2 separate regions of the Homo sapiens genome follow, and region 1 is linked to region 2. A link is a loop called in an ENCODE intact Hi-C map of the cell type or tissue named here. Cell type or tissue: IMR-90. All regions are shown on one strand. Each heading gives the region's core, and the rest is flanking DNA. Links, peaks and the distances in the headings are about the cores only.

Region 1 (11,490 bases), core at 2,058-10,057, 130 kb before region 2:
GATGCCTTGCTTCTGTCTGCTGCTGGTCCCCGCTGCCTGCACTGCCCGCCCCCTCATCACCTATCTCTGCTGGCCTCTCAAGGGCACTGCATTGTCCTTCAGTTCCTGGGCGTGAATCTGCTCATCAGGCACCATTTACCTTCTCCAGCCCTGTGCCCTGTTCCTAAATCAAGGCTTACACCCACCAAGAGCAGGGTTTCTTTTATCCCACTGTAATCACTCCTAATGTAATCAATATGCTCAGATCTCTTATTGGAGAGAGTAAGTTATCACCAAGACCCCTGCCAGCCCCATTTCAGCCAATTCCAGCATGCAGGGAAGAGGTTGAGGATTGGCCTTCGGTGTGGTCAGGGTCGGGAGGCTGGTCCCCAGAAGAAGCCAGTTGTTGGCTGTGCCTTTGGGGCAGCGGAGTCTGGAGCCCGGATCATCCATCAGGGCTATCAGCCTTGTTTGGGTTTTTCAGTGGAAGCTCATTCACGTATGCAATAATGGGATGCTGGGTGGTCTAAGTTGCCTTTTGATTTTTAGTCTCCGGGAACTCCAGTGTTCCTGGTGTTATTTGGTATGTCTGTGGCTTTAATTTCCTTTTTAATTTCTGTTGAAAGGAAGAAAGAACTCTGTGGAGTTATAATCTGCAGAGAACCTATGTTGTAAGACCAGTGGGTGTCCTGAATGGCTAAGTAATTAGAACATGCATAATCACCCAGAGTTAAACCCACTGCCGAGCAAGTGCATCCTGTGAACTCGACTGTGTAAACAAAATTGTGCAGAATCAGCCCAAAAGGAAAATTCAACAAATGTGAGCAGTGGTCATCCCTGGTGGTGGATTGTAGAGAATTTAATGTCTGGTTTTGCCCATTTTTCAGTTTTTTACACTGAGCACATTACTGTTGTGTTTTGAAAGAAAGACACGCATTAAAAAATAACCAACACCTGTATTCTTGTCAACACTTGATCTTGCAATCTTAATATAGAAGACTGCAAAAAAATGACTGTTAGAAGCTAAAGATACAGGTTTAAGGAATGTCTTTACTTTATTGTTTATATAATGAAATATTAATATAATAAAACTACAGATTTGCATATGGAATTGGGGTTAAACAGAGGTTTGAAGGATTATCAATTATGAATAGTTTATGGTGAAAGTTACACAATAAAACAGTACTGAGAGGAAGGTGTTTTTCACTTATATATTTGAATTTATATAGTACATGCTGTTTAATCCTGGCTGGTTCCTTAAATCTCACTTTGTCTCAGTTTCACCATCTGTAAAATTGGGGTACTAGCCTGTTAGGTTATTTTTAGGAAGATGTGATTAATATTTGTGAAATTCTTAGAACAGGATTGGAACATAGTAGGTACTCAAGAAATGCTTGATGCTGCTGGGTTAGTCTTATTGTTGTGATACAGAGGCTTTGACAACAGTTTTTGCTCCTACATCAGAAGTAACAGTAGGTAAAGCTATAATGTTAGTTAACCTGAGTAGACTTCTTACCATGTCTGAGCCACCATGCTAAGTTTTTTATTTAGGTTATGTCATTTGCTCCTCAAATCTGCTTCATATCAGTTTAGGATGTAAGGGCTCAGAGAGGTTAAGTGACCTGCCCAAGATCACACAGCTTGTAAGAATTTGATTCCAAAGCTCATGCTCTGAATCACTGTTTTATTACCTAGTATTGTATTTTTTGTTCTTCTGCAGGTACCCAAAATATGCACTTGCCTTTACTTTCCCTGGGTCAAAGGTCCACCAGTTGAGGTGTTTTAATGCCCTTCCAAAGATATATGTTGGGAATTTCTCCAGCTGTTTCCCCAAAGCAGCCTCCTCCTGGTGGATGTACACCGAGGAGGCAGGAGCTACCCCACACTCACTGATCTGAGGCATCAGGTGGCCGGGAGGTTCATAACTCAACTGTTGCGTATTGATGGCAGAGTTGTTTTTACATATATATATATATATATGTATATGACATGTAGGCAATTAAACTTAGAATGGGAACTGAAAGATGAAGAATTAATTCCCTGTTTGTTTGTAATACTGTGTGTAGGCAAACAATTAATCAGCATCTGTATAAATACCCTCCCCATAGGGGTCTGGCCCAGGGACAGGGAGCTCCTCTGCCTCCTGCTAGCTGGAGAATATTGGTCCATCTCACGCATTTAACCGCAATTTCTTCTGCCCAGCCTTGTGCTGGATGCTTCAACAAGTGAAGCTTACCAAACCACCATGCACAGATGCTCCCCCTGGGACTCGTGGGTAGAGATGCCAGAGGGTGCCATCATAAAGGACTGTAGAAGCCCGTGCACCTGGGAAATTGGACTTTATCTCGAGAGCAGTGGGGAGCCCAAAGGGCAGAACTACAATCCAGTTTTTAATCAGAAAAACCACTCTAGGCTGGGCACGGTGATTCATGCCTGTAATCCCAACACTTTGGGAGGCTGAAGTGGGTAGATTGCCTGAGGTCGGGACTTCAAGACCAGCTTGGGCAACATGGTGAAACCCCATCTCTACTAAAAATACAAAAATTAGCCTGGTGTGGTGATAGGCACCTGTAGTCTCAGCTACTCAGGTGGCTGAGTCAGGAGAATCGCTTGAACCCAGGAGGCTGAGGTTGCAGTGAGTGGAGATCACATTACTGCACTCCAGCCTGGGTAAGAGAGTGAGACTGTGTCTCAAGGAAAAAAAAAAAAAAGAGAGAAAAGAAAAATCACCCTAGCATCGGTGGAACAGTGATGGGCAGAGGCCAAGGTTAGTAGAGAGACACTGGCTGGGATGCTACCTTTGTAGTCTACATGAGGGATGGTGGTGGCTTTCCCTGTGAGATGGAGGGAAATGGACAAAGTCAAGAGATGTCAGGGAAGTAGAAGTACAGGTCTCAATACTAGATTTGATGTTTGGGGAGTAGAGAGGAATAATGATGAGGGAACCAGCCCCTGCCTCCAGCTCGAGAGATTTAATAGACCTTCCCAGATAGAAATGTCCCGGTCATTGTGTGGGAAGGTTAATTTAGAAGAGCATATGGCATTTGTTCTCTGCCTGCTTCTGAGAAGAACACTATTAGCCCTTTTCTAAGTCCTTTCTAAAACAAAAACAAAACCCAAAGGATTTGGCTTGCAACTGTCGATGGCAGAGGCTGCTGCAAGCAGGACTTGGTGTTTTGCTGATTCGAACATTGAGCAGAGGTATGTGGTCTGGGATTCCCTGTGAAATCAGCCCCAGAGCCTTCATCTCCAATAGCCTGTGCCAACCTAGAAGGCCAATATGAAAGTTGAACGAGGAACTAGGAATGGTCCTGTCCCAGAGTCCCTTCAGAGGAGGTGAGCCAGTATCAAATCCGACCTTGCTGGGACCCCAAGGGATGTTCTGCACTCAGATTTTATAAATCGTCCTTTGTGCCAGGTCCCTTCCCGGGAGCCACAGGCATGACTTAGGTTGTTGCGTGGATTCCCTTACCTAGGGCATAGAGAGGCCATGCAATTGATCATTGCTCTGAGGCAGTCAGAAAATGTGGAAGGAGGCATCCCAGCTGAAACATCTGCCCTAAGCCTCCTTCTTGGCCCTAAAACCTGCCTGGAATGTTCACCACCCCCAACACTCTCCCCAATCCACCCACCTCCTCTGGGTCTTTGCTCAGTGAGACCTTCCCTGACCACCCTCTATCAAACTGCATCTTTTCCCTTCCCTGCTATATTTTTCTCTGTAGTATTTATCACCACTGGGTGTACACTGTCCTTACATTCATTCTTGTTGTTTGCTAGTCTCCCTCTGTAAGATAAAAGCTCCAGGAGGGAACTTCCGTGTTTTGTTTGTTGTTCATTGCAGTATCCTCAGCCCCCATAGTGGTGCCTGGAACTCAGGAGGGGCTCAGTCAATATTTGTTGAATGGATAGTAATAGTAATGGCTAGCTTTTATCAGCTGAGACCCTATGCTTACAGTTCACTGAAGAGTTGAGAGACAGGCATTGAACAGGCAATTTCAAGTGTGATGATTCGTGTAAGGAAAAGTGTAGGACACGATAGTAGCACGGTGGGCTTCCCTGAGGAAGGGGCATTTGGCTGAGACCTGAAGGGTGATAAGACCCTGAAGAGAAGAGTCTTCCCGGTGGAGGGAGCAGCATTTGTGAGGGCATAAGGTAAAGAGAATGGGGCTGACGGGATAGAACTCACAAATGAAGTGTGCAGAGGCTTGTCTGGATGTGTCCACGGGGGCTGGAAGGGGCTGGATTTTAGAAAAAGTATTAAGATCCCAGCCTTGATCCTCAGGACAGCGTGAGGCCATCAAAAGGTTCGGAAGGAAGTTTGGAGGGCAGAAGGCTGGAGGGAATGCTTCCTTGCCCAGATGAAGCCTGAATGACTCGCAGGGCTGGGGCAAGCTGCCGCCAGTTTTATCCACAAAGCAGCAACCACTTCTGCTAAGATAGTGATGACTCCGAGCCCCTCCAGCTCCCCTGTTCTCCTCAACCCTGGTCTGAGCGCCTGCTTTGTGCGAGTCATTCAGGCTTCATCAAGGCACTATGTTAATGTTAGGTCCTTCTTACAGATCAGCCCACGTAGTCCTCACAGCAGCTGGTTGAGGAGCTATTATCATCATCCCCACTTGGCAGTGGTAGGTAGAGGCTGAGGCTGAGAGAGTTGCCCAGGTTCACTCTACTGGAAGGAGCCAGCTCTGGAATCTGGAATTCAGCCCCAGGCCTCTCTCAGTCCAAGTCCAGTGCGCACTATCTCTTTCATGGACTGCCTCCCATTCTCAGGATCCTAATGTCTTTATCTAACCCTGCTGGTGGCCAGAAGCCTCTACCTGGTACCCGTCACAACCCAGGTGAGACCAGGCATCTCAGGATGCCTCACCTGACTTCCAGCTGGAATCCAACCTGAGCTGTGCAGTTGGCTCAAAGGGTGGCCAACCAGAGGAGCAGATTTATCCACATTGGCATCAGAAAAACCACTCTAGGCCGGGCACAGTGGCTCATGCCTGTAAGGCTCATGCCTTGAGAGGCTTTCCCTGTTCTCCCAGCTCTCACCCCACCACCAGTAATCTGTGCTTAAACGAGCTGTCTTGCCTTTCCACGCAAATGAATTGGAGATGGTGAGGCTCCAGGCAGCAGCAGACGCATCTCAAAGCTGGTTTGGGGCATAAGAGCTTTCTCTCTATGAGAATAACCTGCTTCGGAGCCTTCTCAAGGATAGGGAGGTTGGTATTTATATAAAGTGAGGTTTTCGAAATGAACAGAGGTATGAGCTGCCTGGCAGTGTCCTGGAACGAGCCAGTTTGTAAAATAACTACTTTTTTGTTGCTTTGGGGCTAGAATACATTATACCAGAGTAAGAGATGGTAACTGACTACATTATTGTATTTATTTCTTAGGAATGAAAACACTATACTATTCCTATTATTGGGGATGCTTTGCCTTTTAAAAAAATTATGGTGAAATATACATAACAGAAAACCTACTGTCTTAGCCATTTTTAAGTGTATGGCTCAGTAGCATTAAGTACTGAATTATTGTGATGATTTGCCTTTTGAAATCCAGAAAAGAATACCTGGGTGTATTTTGTCCAAGCATGTAATATTGCTTCCTTGACTCCTATTTATAGTTTCTAACATTTGCATGGTTTATTCCAGTTTGTATAGTCTATATCACACATCTTGCCTCATTGAACCCACCTGGGGCCTGGGGTGGGCTGGGCAAAGGACCAGAGGAGCTTAGGTGCTGGGTGGTCTTTGTTTCGAGCATGTTCTAGTGCCATCTAGCGTCTGTGGGACCTTGTGCTGGCCAGGCTAAGGCTGTTGGATTTCCCCTGCTTGGGGCGATGGCTCTGTAAAACCCAAATAGCTTTAAAAGAGCACCAAGGAGATGTTTGTCTTTTTAAATCAGCTGGGATTTTTTTTTTTTTCCAGCTCTGATCCCTTGGAAACTTACAACTAAAATTCATTTCATTAGCAGTCAGAACAGTGTGTCCCTTTGAAGTTCAGACAGGGTGAGATTAATATGAACACGATATTAAGCTATTAAGCATCAGTTTGCCAAACCTATTTATAAAGGAGAGCGGAAGACGGAAAATAAAGGAGGCTGCATTAAGAGGCTCCTTTGCCAAGTCCACTGTCTCTTGTTGGAAAATGTGTCTCAATAACCCGTTTTTGTGTGAGAGAAGAGAAAAAGAAAACGTGTGACTGTGTGTGTGTGTACACATGCTTCAATGATGTGTGATTATCTAATAAGAGCAATAATGCAGCGTGGCTAAACTTACACAGTGTTGACTGTGTGCCCAACACTGTTCTTAGTGCTTTATATTTAAAATTTGTTAAATCACACAACAACCCAGAAGGAGTAGGTGTCATTATTTCCCCGTTTTATAGATGAGAAAACTGGGGCACACAAAGGTTGGGTGGTTTGTCGAAGGTCACAAAGCCACAGTAAATATTTTGTGATAGAGAAATTGTTCAGGACTCAGAAGCACATGGATTTTTAATTCGGGTTTCAGGTGATGTTGCGTTTTTTCTTCCTATCCATACATCACTTTTGAGCGCCTTACAGTCCCGATAGGAGAGGACCTTACATAGTGCTTGTCAAGTGAATGCAGCGGTTTAAGCCCATGTGGGGTTTTTGGCTTGTTTTAACGCACTCATAAGTAACGTACTCATGCGGGGCCGTGTATACAGAGGGAAGAGCACCACGTTAGTCAGCAGGTTTGAGTTTGGTCCTCAGCTCTGTGGCTTCCCAGCCACGTGACCCTGGGCAAGTGACTTCCTCTCCCCAGCCTCAGTTCCCCCCTTTTGGGGATAATAGAATGAGTTTTATAGTGTTTTGGGGTTTTTATTTTGAGAGGATAAATGAGATACTGATTAAAACAGCCTCTTGTCTAGTGTTTGGCCCATGGTATGTGCTCATTAAATTTTACCTTTGTTTACCTTTTATCTGGAAACTTAAACTTACTTAGCTCTCCTTTTGCATTTTCTGGCATCTCCTGCAGTGATGATTCATCTTCCTTATGGCCTAAGAAGGCCAAGTCCATTTGTCCATTTTCTTTTTTCTTTTTTTTAGTTGAGATGGGGCCTTGCTATGTTGTCCAGGTTGGTCTCGAACTCCTGGGCTCAAGCAGTCCTCCTGTCTCAGCCTCCCAGAATGCTGGGATTACAGGTGTCAGCCATCATGCCCAGCCTGAGTCCATTTTCTTTTCCTTTCTTTTCTTTTCTTTTCTTTTCTTTTCTTTTCTTTTCTTTTGGAAAAAACTGAGACAAGGTCTTGCTCTGTTTTCCAGGTTGGTCTCAAACTCCTGGGCTGAAGCAGTCCTCCTGCCTCAGCCTCCCAAAGTGCTAGGATTACAGGCATGAGCCACCATGCCCAGCCCAAGTCCGTTTTCTTTTTCTTTTCTTTTTTTTTTTTTTTTTTGAGACGGAGTCTTGCTCTGTCACCTAGGCTGTGTCTCAGCTCACTGCAAGCTCCGCCTCCTGGGTTCACGCCATTCTCCTGCCTCAGCCTCCCGAGTAGCTGGGACCACAGGCGCCTGCCACCACGCCTGGCTAATTTTGTTTTTGTATTTTTAGTAGAAACAGGGTTTCACCGTGTTAGCCAGGATGGTCTTGATCTCCTGACCTTGTGATCCGCCTGCCTCAGCCTCCCAAAGTGTTGGTATTACAGGCATGAGCCACCGCGCCCGGCCCATTTTCTACATCGAAGGATAAAATGGTCCAGTTCTGCTTGGGTGTGGGTTCTTAAATGTCTGTTCTAGTTGAAAGAACTGAAAGCTGAGAAAAATCTGGCTTTGTTCCTTCTTCCCTCTTTCAGATTTCCAAGTATATATATATATAACATGTATGTATACACACACATACACACACATGCATGCATAGCGACCCAGATAATTTTGGATCAAGTATAACAGGAATGGAGATAAAATCAGAAGGACATCAGACATTTGGATGGGCAACCAGACACTGGGGAAAAAATCTTGTTTGTCTGCAAGTTACCTCCTACAAGGCAAAAATCATAACATCAGCATCTTATGGAAACTGAAAAGGGAGATCCGGAGAAGCTTCCAGAAAGCAGGGGGATACATTGAAATGCATTGTACACTCCTAATGATTGCAATTTTAAGATGTGTAAAGTGTTACTGATAGTCTCCTTAATATGCAGTGTCTGTTGTCATTAGGTATTAATAAGCACTAATGATATTAATAAGCACTTTTATCAGTTCCTGTAAAAATCGAGTTTTCCTGATCTTATTTTTCCTGTCATGTCTTAGGCTGCTTAATCATAGATTCTCACTCCATAGGGTCTGCAGCATTTGCATGTCTGAAGGAAGTGGTTTCTTCATCCAGAGCTCTCAAGCTTTGAGAGGGAATTTTACATATCATCTTAACAGTGGTGTGTGGGAAATGAGATATGGCATTTTTGTTCGAGGGAACTCTTGTAGGCCCCCTTCACATCTCATGGAGAAGGCAGCAGTGTAGTTTTTGCAAGCCTGAGCCCAGCCTTTCAGCTGAAGGTAGCTGCAGCCACATTGGGCATCTGTTACGGACCTCATTGAGAAATGGAATCATTCATTCCCTCTTGGGCTCATTCAGTTGCAGTTATGTTTAACTTGCTTTTGAGAACCTCCCCTCTTGCTGGGAAGTCTGTCTTTTGATCTGCAGCAGGAAGAATAGCTCAGAATTGGCAAGTTGGTGGTGGGTGCTGCCGGCTCTCTGGGGACCAGGAGGTATCATCTGCCTGGTACCATGAGGGTATTAAAGGGGGTGAAACACTAATGACTTCTTCCAGCTCCCCTGCCTCTAGGTTTCTCTCCTGGTTACTCTTATGTCCCCAGTTCTCCACTCTCAGCACCCTTCTTTTCTCCATTTTCCCTGTTTCCCCTCTCTCTTTCCCTCCTCTTCCTCACTGTTGTAGGTGCAGCAAAAGAAGAGTGATGTTTGGTGGATACTTGGGATAACTGAGCTTCCACCTTCTTTTGACTCAGCCTGGAGATGCAGCCTCTCAACTTTTCTGTATAAATCATTTAAACACACGGTTTAATAAGCACAGAGTTTTGCTGTGGCTTGTCTCTGGTCTTTCAGATCAAAGCCAGAAGTCCAGGGAAATGTCTGGGAAAAGTCGTGCCTCTGCATTCCAGTTCTGTGCATTTTGATTCTTGAAAGATTGATTGCTGGCTTTTTGCCCTTTCCCCATGGCTGGGGTTTGGGAAGATTCTGGAGAGTTGTTATTTCTGGCCCCTAAGCCTTGAGGGGTGGCAACAATTCTGACCTTGCTTTCCTTCTTCCTGCCTTCTGTTCCCATTCTGAGTCTTCTCATTATCCTGAGTGTTTAAAATGATAAACTCCTTCATGGCATCACCTACCCATCTCCCAAAACAGTGATTTAAAAAGCATGAAAAACCCCAGGTAAAATGAAGTCAAACAGATTTCTTTGTTTTGGAACTACTACAAGTCTTGGATGCTTTAGAAATCCGTAAGTGGGGTTGGGCACGGTGGCTCACGCTGTAACCCCAGCACTTTGGGAAGCCGAGGCGGGCGGATCACTTGAGGCCAGGAGTTCAACACCAGCCTGGCCAACATGGTGAAACACCGTCTCTACTAAAAATCCAAAAATTAGTTGGGTGTGGTGGTGCACACCTGTAATCCCAGCTACTCAGGAGGCTGAGGCAGGAGAATCGTTTGAACCCGGGAGGCAGAGGTTGCAGTGAGCCGAGATAGCACCACTGCACTCCAGCCCAGGCAACAGAGTGAGACTCCATCTCAAAAAAAGAAGAAGAAAAAATAAATCCCTAAGTGGGAGATACAGTATTTGGCATTTTCCAAAAGTACCCAACCAAGGAATTATTTCTTGGAGTTACATCTCGTGGATCAACACTACCAACACTCTAGCTCTGAAGGACCTGCTAGCATTATTCCTTCAGGATAAGATATTCCTTCTATATAACCCAGTTCATCTGTGCACATGAATCTGTGTACACTGAGTCCTGTGCTCTATGCCGATTGGCCTTCATGAATGTGTGCTGCAGGGGGCATGCTGGCCTATCTCAGAAGGATTAAGTTGAGGCATAAAAGCCTGAGTGCCCACTGTGCACCAGATGTTTCATATACACTGTCTTAGGTAGACTTCACAACAACCCCACAAGGTAGATCCTGTTTTTCCTATTTCACAATTGAGGCCAGTGTACAGAGAAGTAAAGTAAGTTACTGATACAGTTTGGTTATTTGTCCCTGCCCAAATCTCACGTTGAATTGTAATCCCCAGTGCTGGAGGTGGGGCCTGGTGGGAGGTGTTTGGATCATGGGGGCGGATCCTTCATGGCTTGGTGCTGTCTCTATGATAGTGAGTTCTCTTGAGATATGGTTGTTTAAAAGTGTGTGGCACCTCCCGCCAGACTCTGTCTTACTTGCTTCTGCTTTCACCATGTGACATGCCTGCTCCTCCTTCACCTTCTGCCATGATGGAAAGTTTCCCGAGGCCCACCCAGAAGCTGAGTAGATGCCTGCACCATGCCTCTTGTAAAGCCTGCAGAACTGTGAGCCAACTAATCCTCTTTTTTTTTTTTTTGAGACAGAGTCTTAGTCACCCAGGCTGGAGTACAGTGGCGCGATCTTAGCTCACGGTTACCCCTGTCTCCTGAGTTCAAGCAATTCTTGTGCCTCAGCCTCCTGAGTAGCTGGGATTACAGGTGTGTGCCACCACAGCTGGCTAATTTTTGTATTTTTAGTAGAGGCAGGGTTTTGCCATGTTGGCCAAGTGGGTCTCAAACTCCTGGCCTCGAGTGATCCACCTGCCTCAGCCTCCCAAAGTGCTGGGATTACAGGCATGAGCCACCGCACCCAGCCTAAACCTCTTGTTTATAAATTACCCAGACTCAGGTATTTCTTTATAGCAATGCAAGAACAGCCTAACACAGTTACCCAAAGCCCTACAACTAGCAAATTCTGGCAGGGCCAGAATTCAGCATAGATATTAGGAAGAGGTCCATGGAACATAACGCAGCCATGCTAAGCCTCATTTGTCACTGGCCAGCAACCTGAACTGAGGTTGACCAGGAAATGGATTTGTGATGGGACCATTCTGTCACTGTTTGTGTATGTAAATAAGGGACATCTCTGACACCTGCTGGGGTAGCCAGAACATTTAATATCCTTTGCCTGCCTGAACACCTTTTCAGATGTAGGGCTCAATTCACATACCTACAAGTTCAGTTTTTACCCAACCAACTTCTAATGACATAATCTCATGAGTTCATTTTATCTGTAACCTCTCATCAGAATTAGCAGATCCTCTGCAATTTGGGAACTCTGGACAAAATCCAGGGGAAAGATTCTGAAGGTGAAGCATTCAAGTCTAGCAGTCCTAATGGAAACAGTGTAATAGCAACATGCCACTCATCTGCAGTCAGCCTGGATGACTTAAATTGGTTTCCAGGAGGTTGAAGTTTCATGAGAACAGCTCGGCACAGCTAAGCTGGTATTAATAAGCACATTGTGCCCGTGGACAACATTGTAGATCAAT
Region 2 (11,490 bases), core at 1,208-9,207:
ATGCATGGTGGTTGGCAAGGAACAAAATAGCATCCTGGGGGTACAGCCAGCCACTCTCTGCCTTTCTCCTTGGCATGCAGACAGCATGGGGCTCTGGTCTGGTTTTGACCAGTGATCTGCTCTGATGGCTGATTTGTCCAGTTTGAGGAGAGCTAGGGGTGCAGGTGACCCCAATAGGACAAAGGAGGACACTTTCCAATTTATTTTGGGCAGGCTTTTTCCTTCTGATGCTTCTGACATCAGATGCAAGAAGAAAGGTTTTGAACCAGAGTTATGTGTAGGTGACAGTATTAATTTGTTCACTTAGTAAGCCACAGACCTGTGCTAGGTACCAGAAGAACTAACTGATGGGGTGGAGAGGCAGCACAATAGCAGAGCACAGGGTTCACAAACTTTAACGTGCATCAGAATCATCGAGAGGGCTCATTAAAAACCAGAGTTCTGATTCAGTAGGTCTGGGGAGGGACCCAAGAATTCACATTTCTAACAAGCTCCCAGGTGCTGCTGCTGCTGGTCTGAGTACGACTGACATTGGAAATGTGCTGTGTAGTTAGACCGCCTGGGTTTGAGTTGAGACCAACTCAGCTACTTACTGGCTGTGGGGGGCCTTTGGCAGCTTAATCTCTCTGTGAATCGGTTTCCTTATCTGTAAAATAAGGATGAAAATAACAGCCTCTAGTTCACGGGCTCCATGATTTATGCACACAAAGCACCCAAAGCAGTGCCTGGAATATGGTAAGCCCTCAATATGCATGAGCTATTATAATCTGTAATATGTAAACATTGTACAATGAATTATGACATGTGTGTTTTTATAAATAAACAAGGAAAGTGAGTAGTGAAAGGTCCCTATGGATTCCTACATATACAAAATATTTGCATACAATTTCAAGGGGCTCATAGGCCCCCAGGAATTTCATCCTTCTTGATGCCCCTGGTTTTGTAGATTATAATAGGTATCGTTTTTGAGCCTCCTCTCTGTTGCATGACGTGTGGCAGGTAATTGATATTCTAAATTATTTCATTTAGTTCGCACTCTAACTTTGTAAAACAGTCATTGTCATTCCTATTTCACAGGCAGAACAACCGAGGCTTAGAGAACTTGCCAAGCGAGGGTTAGAGTTAGGATTTGCACCCAAATCTGTCAGACTCTATGTCACATGGCCACTAGTCACTTCCTTAGAATGACCATGTCACCAGTTTATCCAGAAGAGCACATTTAGCAGTGACCAAGTGATCAGCCCTATAGGGGAGAAATTAAAGGTTGTTCTTGACCTCAAAGAGCTTCTATCTAGTTGAGAAATCAAGATAAACAGAAATCTGCAACATAGTATATTATTGCCAGCAAATAATAGGTGTGGCAGAGCATTGATGTGATTCACCAGATATGCATTTGCTTTTCATATTTTCCAGCTTCCCTTGCAGTGGTATTAGGCTCATGTGACTGGGCTTTGGCCAAGGAATATTGGGCATCATATAAGTTACTTTCAGTCTTGGCCCTTATAAACATGTCGAATGGTCTCTACTTTCTTTCCCTTGCCTTGTTGCAGTGATTTAGGAAGCCATGTATTCCAGATGGCACAGTTCAAGATGGAGGAGAATTGCCCACCTGCTGTCAGATTGAGACAGGAAGGAGAAATGAACCTCTATGTGTTAAACCACTGAGATTTCTGGTCACTGCAGCATAGTCTAAGCCTCCTGACTAGTCAAATGGGATAGCCATAATTGCATACTGAGGCGTTCTGAGAAGATTAGGGAGTCCTGAAATATTCAGGCCTTGAGTTGGCTACAGGCCCCATTCTAGACAAGGTGAGTCAAAATCTTTAGAGAAGGGTCACAGTACTCTTTAATTTTTAAGGTGATACTGAGGAGAGGCTGGTACTGTGGTCTGCTATGTCTCCCAGAGAATCTCTCAAGAGAGGGGCACCATCCCATGAACATCTACAGAGCAGGCTCTGGGGTGGGACTCCTTGGGCTAGAAGCCTGCCACCACCCATTCTAGCTTTATGCTGGATAATTTAAGGATCTACTTTGTAAAGTTGTTGTGATGACTAAATGAGAGTTGATGTATTCGTTATCTATTGCAGCATAACAAATTACCCCAAAACTCAGTGTTGTCAACAAAAAGAGTCAAACACTGTAAAATATTTGAGGAGGCTTATTCTGAGACAAATATGGGTGACCATGGCCCATGACACAGCCCTCAGGAGGTCCTGAGAACATGTGCCCAAGGAGGTCGGGGTGCAGCTTAGTTTTATATATTTTAGACAGTCATGAGACTTCAATCAAATACATTTAAGAAATACACTAGTTTGGTCCAGAAAGGTGGGACAACTTGAACCAGGGGCCTCCAGCTTATAGGTAGATGTAAAAATTTTCTGATTGACAATTGGTTGAGTTTATCTAAAGACGTGGGATCAATAGAAAGGAATGTCTGGGTTAATATAAAATATTGTGGAGACCAAATTCTTATTTGCAGAGGAAGCCTTCAGATGGTAGGCTTCAGAGAGAATAGGTTGTAAAATGTTTCTTATCAGACTAAAGTCTGTGTTGATGTTAATGCTAGAGAGGTATAATGAGACATATCCAACCTCTACTTCTCATCAAGGCCTGAACTAGTCTTTCAGGTTAAATTTTAAGAATGCCCTGGCTGAGGAGGAAGTCCATTCAGATGACTGGGGGCCTTAGAATTTTATTTTTGGTATGCAGTGCCATAAAACAGCCACCATTTACTATCTCATAGTTTCTATGGACCAGGAATTCAGGGGTGATTCCCTGGGCAGTTCTGGCCTCTTGTGAGGGTGCTGTCACATATTGGCTGGTGCTGCATCATCTGAAGGCTCAAGCGGGGCTGGAGCATCCACTTCCAAGTTGTCTCACTCACGTGGCTGTTGGCCAGAGGCCTCATTTCTTTTCCACACAGGCTGCACCATGGGACCGCCTAAGTGTCCTCCCTGCATGGGGGCAGGCTTCCCTCAGAGTGAGTGATCCAAGAGACCAAGGGGGAAGTCACGATGCACTGGCGTCACACAGGTCACCCCTGACTCAGTTTGGGCTGGGACTAAGCACGGATAAGGATACCAGGAGGCGAGGATCCCTGGAGGCCATCTGTGAGATTGGACAGCATAAGCTTTCCAAATATCAACTTATCTGATATATAATCTTACCCTTATCAACAGCATAACCATTTCATTTGATACCTGAAATGCTTCAAACCATGTCTGACATGGAATTACAACTCAGTAAACATTAGCTATTTTTTATTACTAATAGAATGATCAATAATCTCTATGAATTCCAGCTTTTCCACCATTTTATCCTCCTTCCCTCATTCCTCAACCACCCTCCTAGGTGGAGTCCAGCTGTATAAACACCTGTGCACCTGTTATGCCAGGCTGTGCACTGGGTGCTTGGTTCCCAGAAGGTAGGGGTCCACCTGGGCACCTCTGTGCCCCAGGGCAGAAAAACTCGAATAGAGACACAGAGGATGCTAGAAGCCAGGGAAGAAGAGGTTGAAAAACAATGAATGCTTACATGGGGGTGTCACAGTTAACAGGCTTGTTCGCCTCCATTATCCTACTAGAGAAAAAGTGGTAGAGTGGCTAAGAGCACACACTCTGCAATAAGATTGCCTGGGAGCAAATTCCAGTTCTCCTTACTAATTATGCGAACTTGGGCAAGTTACATAACTTCCCCGGTGCCCAGTTTTCTGTGAAAAAAAGGGAATAATAGTTCTCATTTTACAGGGTTGTTGTGTGAATGAAACATTCTAAGCATTTAAAAGGCTCAGAACAGTGTCTGGCTCACATTGCTATTATTTTCTTTCTCATATCACCTGGGGCAGGGGGTGGGGGCAGTGGTTAAAGAGGAGATAAAGAGACAAGGGAATAAACAGATGCAGACACCTTAAAAATTGCAAGGCAAAGCTGGTGTTAAGACATAGCTCTCTAGGACTTTCCCCTAGAGTCTCCCTGGCTCAGTGGGTGCTGTTCATGCAGGGGAAAGCTTGACCAAGAGTGAGTCCATCACGCTGTGAGTCACTGGGTCAGGGTTGCGCGCCCTCACAGACACCTGGCACGCTTCTTGGCTGACTTCTTCTGTGACCAGGGCCTCTGATAGCCCTGTTCCCCTCCCTGCATGTTGTTTGTATCTTCTTTTCCTAGTTTTCTTTGATTCAGATAAGCTCAGGGGCTCCTGAGCCGATCTTGTCTTCCTTTGATGGATGGGTGGCAAGGGAGTAGGGCTGGGGCCAGGGGCCCGTCTGTGGAGGGTGGAGGCAGATGGCGTGGGGCAAGGCAGCAGGCAGGTAGGAGAAATGAAAGGGCTTCACATCAAAGAAAGAGAAGCCAATCAACTGGAGTATTCTCTGTCCTCTGAGATTGGATCTGAGCTCTAATTTGTGAATCTTAGTTAAGTTTTGAAAACCAAAAGCAAGGGGCTGCTGGACCTCCTGCCTAACAAAAGTGTTTGTTGAAAAGATTCAGAACCGTGACAAAGATATAGCTCCCGCAGAGCTCTAAAGAGAAGGGAATTCAAGCTCCAGAAGGTGGGGACCCCACAGTGAAAATGACAAACAGGGTTCACACTCTCCTAGAGCTTGTCTTCCAGTGGGAGTACACAGACAATGCCAAACAAGATCATTTCAGCAAGTGTGATATGTAAAAAAGATGCTCTGTGACTTTGGGTTGAGTGGTCAAGGAAGCCTCCCTGAGAAGGTCACACTGGGGCTGAACCCTGCGCAGCCACATGTGGATCTGGGGGAAGTGTATTCTAGGGTGACCAAAGAGTTGGTGCCAAGGTCTTGTGCAGAAGGGAGTTCAATGTGATTGAGGAACAGAGGGAGGTCAGCATGCCTGGGGAAAGTGCAGGGAGGAGAGGGGGCCCACTGAGCCGGGGAGGCTGGGACAAGGAGCGCAGGTGTTATGGTGAGCCTCGTGGCAGGTTTTAAGTGTAAGAGTGATGACATCTGATGGGTTTAAAGTGACCACTCAGCCATCTGGCACAGAATGGATTTCAGGGGACAACAGAAGGGGTGAAGCCTGTTAGGAGGATGTCAGGAGTCCAGGTGAGGGCTACACCTAAACTAGTGTGGACAGTGGGACTGAAGGGCATGGCAAATGGCCCCACGTTGTGAACAGAGAAGAGAACCGCTCTTTACAACTCGTGAGGGAGCGATCACAAAGGAGCCTCACTTGACGGTGCCACAGGGTGGGGCTCTGAGGAAAGGAGGCAGATCACAGCCAGGTCTGCACTGTCTAGGATAAAAAGGGTTTGGGAGGAGTACCTGATTCCAGCCCCATTCCTAGCATGAGCGAGTCTCTTTTATCCCAGGGCTCAGCAGATGGGAGGGCAGGCGACTTACCCCGGGACTGGGCAGCTGATGGCGGGCCTTCTTTCTGGACTAGTGCTCCCCCTGCAGGAATCGCTGAATGCATAGCTTAGAAAAGTGAGAAGCTTCAGGATGAGGCCAGGACACGTGTGTAGTGAGGCCCAGAGTTCTGTGTTGTGGTAGCCTCTGAGCCCTGGCAGCTCCAGCCCTGGGGAGGACTATCCGTGCAGCTTCCACTGTTTGTCTGGATGGAGTACAGAGCTTCCGCAGGTGCTCCATCTTCGTCGGCAGCAAGGTTCAGAGGGAAAAGGTCCAGGACAAAGCTTAAGGAAGGACAGGTCAGCAGGGACCCACTTCTTCCTACTCTCCCACAGCTGGCCAGGCTCCCAGCAGCCCCACCTCCAGCATGCAGGAGCAGCTGGGGACTGCTGGGCTGGAGACGGCATGAAGGTGCTGTAGAGGCACCCCTGGGAACCACTGTGCTGGTGGAGAGGGACAGAAGAGAGGAGAAAGAGCTTCAGAACAAATGCAGACCACTCAAGACTTGGTTCTCCCTGGGGCAACCTCCCAGACCTAAGTCCATTCACTCACTCACTCACCAATATTTGAGACACCAGTGATATAGCCAAGAGGCAAAATGAGGAAAGAAGCAGGGAAGGAAGAAAAGAAGGGAGGGAGGAAAAAGAGAAAGGGATGGAGGAAAAGGGCACAGGCCCCGCCCTTATAAACCTCATAGCCTAGTAGAAAAAAAAACAGGAATCAAAGAATTACAGGCCCATGAGTTGGAGGTTCCAGCCAGACTGAATGAGCGTGAATTCCTGCAGTCAGTTCTGAGCCCTTCACTGTCTCCTCTGAGCCTTTGCATGCGCTGTCCCTCTGCCTGGCCATCTTCCCTGTGTCCCTCCCTCCTTTATCAGGGGAGGGAGCAGAACTGAGGCTGGGCCAGTAGGACATGTTCACTGGGGCAGCTAAAGGCTCAATTGAGGTCTGAGGAGGGGAGACTAGCAGGGCAAATAGTCCTGCCGCTGCTATCCGTAGACGCTTCTCATTCAGAGGGACCATGGCCTGGGGGGCTTTCTTGTGATGACCCTCAGCAGTGACATGAGTGGGATGGGGTTTCCAGTCCCCATGGCATGTGCTTCCCCTCAACCTTTCACCAACGACCTACCACGTGCCAAAGACTAAGCACTGGGGATAGAAGGTGAACGAGACTGGTGTGGCCCCCCGCCCTGCTCTCAGACCTGCCAATCTCCAGGGTTTGTTTTCTTGAGACTCCTGACGCTGCCTGGCCCGAGTCAGCACTAGGGATTCCTGATCTCTGCATATCCCTTCCCAGCCATCCAAGATAGCAAGAGCTGTTACCCTCTGGCTAACTCTTACTTATGCTTCCAGTCTCAGTCAGATGTCATGTCCCCAGCTCAGCCTCCCCGGGGGTCCCTTGACATGGTCCACAACCCCTGTACCTCCCCATCATTGCCCTGGGCCAGAACAGGCTCTGACTGTGTCTCAATAGAGACAAAAAAACTCTGAGATCACAATACCACTTTGGCTTCCTAATTTTCTGTCCAATCTTTGGGGGGCCAGTGCCAACCAGGCCTTGAAGACTGATATTCCTCTATGGGATGAGAGATGCTTGCCTCCCTCTCTGGACTCTTATGGGACCAGCAAAGGGGATCCAGCCTTTCTTGTCGTCAGAAGGCATGAGCTGTAAATGTGATTCCCCAACCTGGCTGCATGTGCAACGCTTGGGGAATTCCTAAAAATACAGATGCCTGGGACTCTGACTCCAAAGACACTGCCTCAGGAGATCTGTGCTGAGATCTGGGCATATACATTTCTTGGAACTTTCTCCAGCTTCCTGTACAAATCTACCTATTGCAGCAGCATTTGTAATAGCAGAAGGTTGGTAACAGCCTAACTGTCCACCAATAGGAAACTGGCTAAATAAATCATAGTCCATCCAGACAATGGTATACTGTGTGCCCTAGAAAGGAATGAAGAAGCTCTTAAGTACTGATAGAAGGAGACCTTCAGGATAGGTTACTGGGTTAAAGAAAAAAAAAAGCAAGGTGTATAACATATACTATTTTTTCATCAAACTTTAATCAAACTTTTTCTGTAAAGAGCCTGACGGTAAATATTTTAGGATTTACAAGCCACGTATAACCTCAGCCTGGAGGCGCTGATGTGGCTTCAACAGAATAAACCTGTAAATGGAGTGGATCACAGAAAACTGAGGTGTTAGTCCTGAGTGGCCACTGGAGAAGACAGGCACCTGTGTTAGGACCCTCGGATGGAGGCTTCTGAAGAACCTACAGAGGCACCTGATGTTAAAGCACTAGCTTTTACCATTCTCAACCGCTAGAGCCAGAGAATAACCCTACAAAGCCAGCCAGCTATCCCTCCCCACTGTCCTCCCCACACCAACCTTGCCCTGCCACCTGGAATAACATGCATCCCCCCTGCCATGAGATAGCCTTTTGATGTTACCACCTCCTGAGCCTCCTTCTTTCTTTCCCTCCTCTATTTCCAGCTGCTCCTAATGTCACAAGGCTCCCAGACATCTACCCAGCCTCCTTTGTCTCTGACCGGTCTCGGTCCATCTGGGGCAGCCATCCTTCTCCTTGTTCCTGGAGCTCCCAGCTTTAGATCACTGGCACTCCTGGGGGGCCATCTCGTCGATTTTGACACTTTTATCTTCTGAGGATGATCCTTTTCCACACTGTAACTTCCCAGCCCTGAATTTGTCCAGAAACTGAAAACCACTGGACGTGGGGCCAGACCTAGCTGTGACCTCCAGCAAATTATTTCTCATCTCCAAGGCTCTGTTTCCTGATCTGAGGAAGTGGAGATAATAAAACCACCGCTGAGGGATATGAGGATTCAAAGACCTAGTGTGCATGCCCGCCAGATGCTTTGTGTGACAACTTCTGGTGCCCAGTGTGAACGTGGAGATACTTTGCCCTCTCAGCGGACTCATCTCAGTGGATTAATCAGAAGTGCACACAGCTTTTGGGGTTTGCTGTGGAGAAGCTTGTGCTGCTTGGAAGGACTGTGGTTCATGAAAAAGCCCCTAGATACCCTCAGCTCCTCCTACCCCATCCCTGCTGCAGAGGCTCAATTTATATCTGTGGTCAGGGCTGAGCCCGGAGGTCTATACCCAGAGCCGCACACCTAGGAATCGAGGGAACACTCTCTGAGGAAGCTGACTTAGAGACTCGGAGGTGCCTTCTTCAATCCTGGCAGCTGCCTGGTGCTGCTGGGCTTGGGAGGATTAGAGCAAGAAACCAGGGGCTGAGCACAGTGGCTCACGCCTATAATCCCAGCACTTTAGGAGGCTGAGGCAGGAGGGTTGCTTGAGCCCAGGAGTTTGCAACCAGCCTGGGCAACAAAGCAAGACTGCATCTGTACTTTTTTTTTTTTTTAATCAGGTGGGCTGTTGTGGTGTGTGATACTTGGCAGGCTGAGGTGGGAGGACTGCTTGAGCCCAGGTGGTTGAGTCTGCAGTGAACCCAGATTACACCATACTCCAGCCTGGGCAACAGAGCGAGACCCTGCCTCAAAAAAAAAAAAAAAAAAAAAAAAAGAAAAGAAAAGAAAAGAAAGAAAGAAAAAAAAAAGAAAAAGAAAAGAAAAGAAACCCTATCTAGACACAGAGCCATTGCAAAGAGCCAGCAAATATGTTTGATCTGTCAGATATGTTTAGCAGTGGAGGGAGCAAAACTGAGGCTGGGCCAGTAGGACATGTACACTGGGGGCGGCTGAAGGCTCAGTTGAGGTCTGAGGAGGGCAGACGAGTGGGGCAAATAGCCCTGCCCCTGCCATCCATAGATGCTTCTCATTGAGAGGGACCATGGCCTGGGGGGCTTTCTTGTGATCTCGATGACACTCAGCAGTGACATGAGTGGGACGGGGTTTCCGGTCCCCGTGGCATGTGCTTCCCCCCAACCTTTCACCAAGGACCTACCATGTGCCAAAGACTAAGCACTGGGGATAGAAGGTGAACGAGACCGGTGTGGCCCCCCGCCCTGCTCTTGGACCTGCCAATCTCCAGGGTTTGTTTTCTTGAGACTCCTGACGCTGCCTGGCCCGAGTCAGCACTAGGGATTCCTGATCTCTGCATATCCCTTCCCAGCCATCCAAGACAGCAAGAGCTGTTGCTTCTCTTCTCAAATTTCTCCCTTGGCTTCTTGATTGAGAGTTTCATCCCAGCTATGGTTTAAAAAACAAACAGCAAACAAACAAACAAACTAACCACACACTCAAACAAACCTCAGACTGCACAATGGAAGCACTGCCTGGAATCATAAAGATCATTTGTTCAATGTCCCTTTTTCTCACTGCCAGGCCAGTGCTCTCGTCTGCACCATGGAACCCATTATGACTTGAACCTTTCCAGATTGATTCCCCATAAACCTAATGAAGACATTGGAAAGGTGAGCTGAGGTAAGGTCGTGAAGAAACTCTAATGGAGCCCTATGGAGTTTGGAGTTTTGACAGCATACTGGGGACAATGGGAAGCCATTGACAGAGAAAAGCAGGACAGTGCCATGATGCATCTTCCATTCATTTATTACATTCAGTTAGCAAATATTTATTGAGCAGGTACTCCGTGCCAGGCTATGGGGATATAACATCGAACAAGATAGACAAGTTGCTCATCTTCATGTCTCCAGTGGGGAGACAGACAACGACCATGGTAAATAAATGAGAATGCACATCAGTTCACTGAATTAATAAGACTTTCCATGGCGTGGAGTGGTGGGGGGCAAGAAATGAACAGGATGCTGTGATTCAGAATAAAAGAAGGAATCCTCTTTAGAGAGCATAGCTTGAGAAACTTTCTCTAAGATAGTGATCTTTTAGATAAGTATTAAAAAAATGGGAAGAACCCAGTCTTTTCAAGAGCAGGGGAAAGAGTGTTACAGTTTGGAGCAGGGCGAGGGGTGGGTGGGGGATGCAGTGAGTGCACAGGCATTGCGGCTGGAAAGACTTTGGAGGACTCTTGGAACTGAAGGAAGGTTGGTGTGAATGGAGTGCTGAGGAAAGTGTTATGAGCTCAGGAGGCAGAGGGTGTCAGATGTCATCATGCTTAGAGGCTACCATAGGTGAGAAATGACAGAGTCATTAACCAAGGTGGTGCAGAGATGGAGAGAAATGGACCAATGTGAGTATATTTTGGAGAGAGAACCAGCAAGTCTTGCTAATGGATTAAATGGGAGGAAGGTGGGTATAGCAGCAGGCAGAGAAGGAGGCAGTGATGTTTCCCACGTCTCTGGTTGGAGCTGTTGTTTACTAAGATGGAGAAGCCCGGGAAGGTGGGACCAGGTTTAGCGAGTAAAACCAGATCAAGTTTACTTTCTGGAAAGCACTGGGAAGGCTGGACTTGGGGAGGACAAGGCCAGTGCAGGGTGCCCTTTGGAGGCTAATCCAGTATTCCAGGTGAGAGATCATGATGAGGATGGGCTAAGGTTGTGAAGGGGGATGAAGGGATACCCATGTCTCTGCTAAACAAGCAAAGAGAAGAGTTTCCCACTGCTTCAGACGCTATGAATTTCATTTTGTGAGATGGCTCAACAGACCAACCAGAGGGAGGAGTTCTTTTTGGGTAAGGTTGAAATGAAACCAACATGTGGAGAGGAGTGGAGGCGAATGATGTGGAAAATGGGGTCACGAGAGAGACCAGGCAGAGACTGCAGCAATGCAGTGTCTTCCACAGCTGGCTGTTTGACATGGGAGAGAGGAGTCTGGATTCACCATCTGTGCCAGGGAGAAATCCATCCTGGGAAACAGATGGTCAGCAGTCATGCCCATGCACCCTGGATGACCACGGGGGTTCCCTGGGGCTCTGCAGCCCGGGTGATTTTCTTGGGAGGTTTGGGACAAGCATTCAGAGGCTGTGGGCATAGCAGGCTCTAGGATTTCTGCTCTTGATGTCACTGTTACCCAGACCCCTAGAGCTGGGTCCCAGATGGTGCAGCTGAGACGAGCTCTCTTCTCCTTAGCCTCACTGTCCTCCAGCAGTGCCCCTTCCAGCCTCTGAGGTTAGCAAAAGGCAGTGGCTGGTGGCACTGACTGAGTGACCACTCAGTCAACCCTAGTCCCAGTCAGGATAGCCATTTTTTTCATTCATTTGTTCATTCATTCCTACATGCATTCAA

What was found. Hi-C counts contacts between places; a loop is a spot of excess contacts. Peaks named below come from ENCODE experiments on the same cell type or tissue, not always from the same donor. Only the 100,000 strongest peaks of a DNase experiment are listed, where the experiment ranks them.
Region 1: a loop joins it to region 2, with 5 times the contacts of the local background. A loop is called at or near these places in 21 of 110 quality-filtered maps.

The regions. Positions count from the first base shown.
Region 1 is chr11:36,126,177-36,137,666 of GRCh38, forward strand. All of the region lies in intron 4 of LDLRAD3 (low density lipoprotein receptor class A domain containing 3), which reads left to right. Among named protein-coding and RNA genes, the nearest start is that of MIR3973, 120 kb to the left of the region's middle. In IMR-90, for the core only: a CTCF peak has its summit at 5,754 (motif pointing left); DNase peaks (open chromatin) are centred at 4,465 and 5,765.
Region 2 is chr11:36,253,535-36,265,024 of GRCh38, forward strand. No RefSeq gene overlaps it. Among named protein-coding and RNA genes, the nearest start is that of COMMD9, 30 kb to the right of the region's middle. In IMR-90, for the core only: a CTCF peak has its summit at 5,414; a DNase peak (open chromatin) is centred at 5,417; H3K27me3 peaks cover 3,073 bases.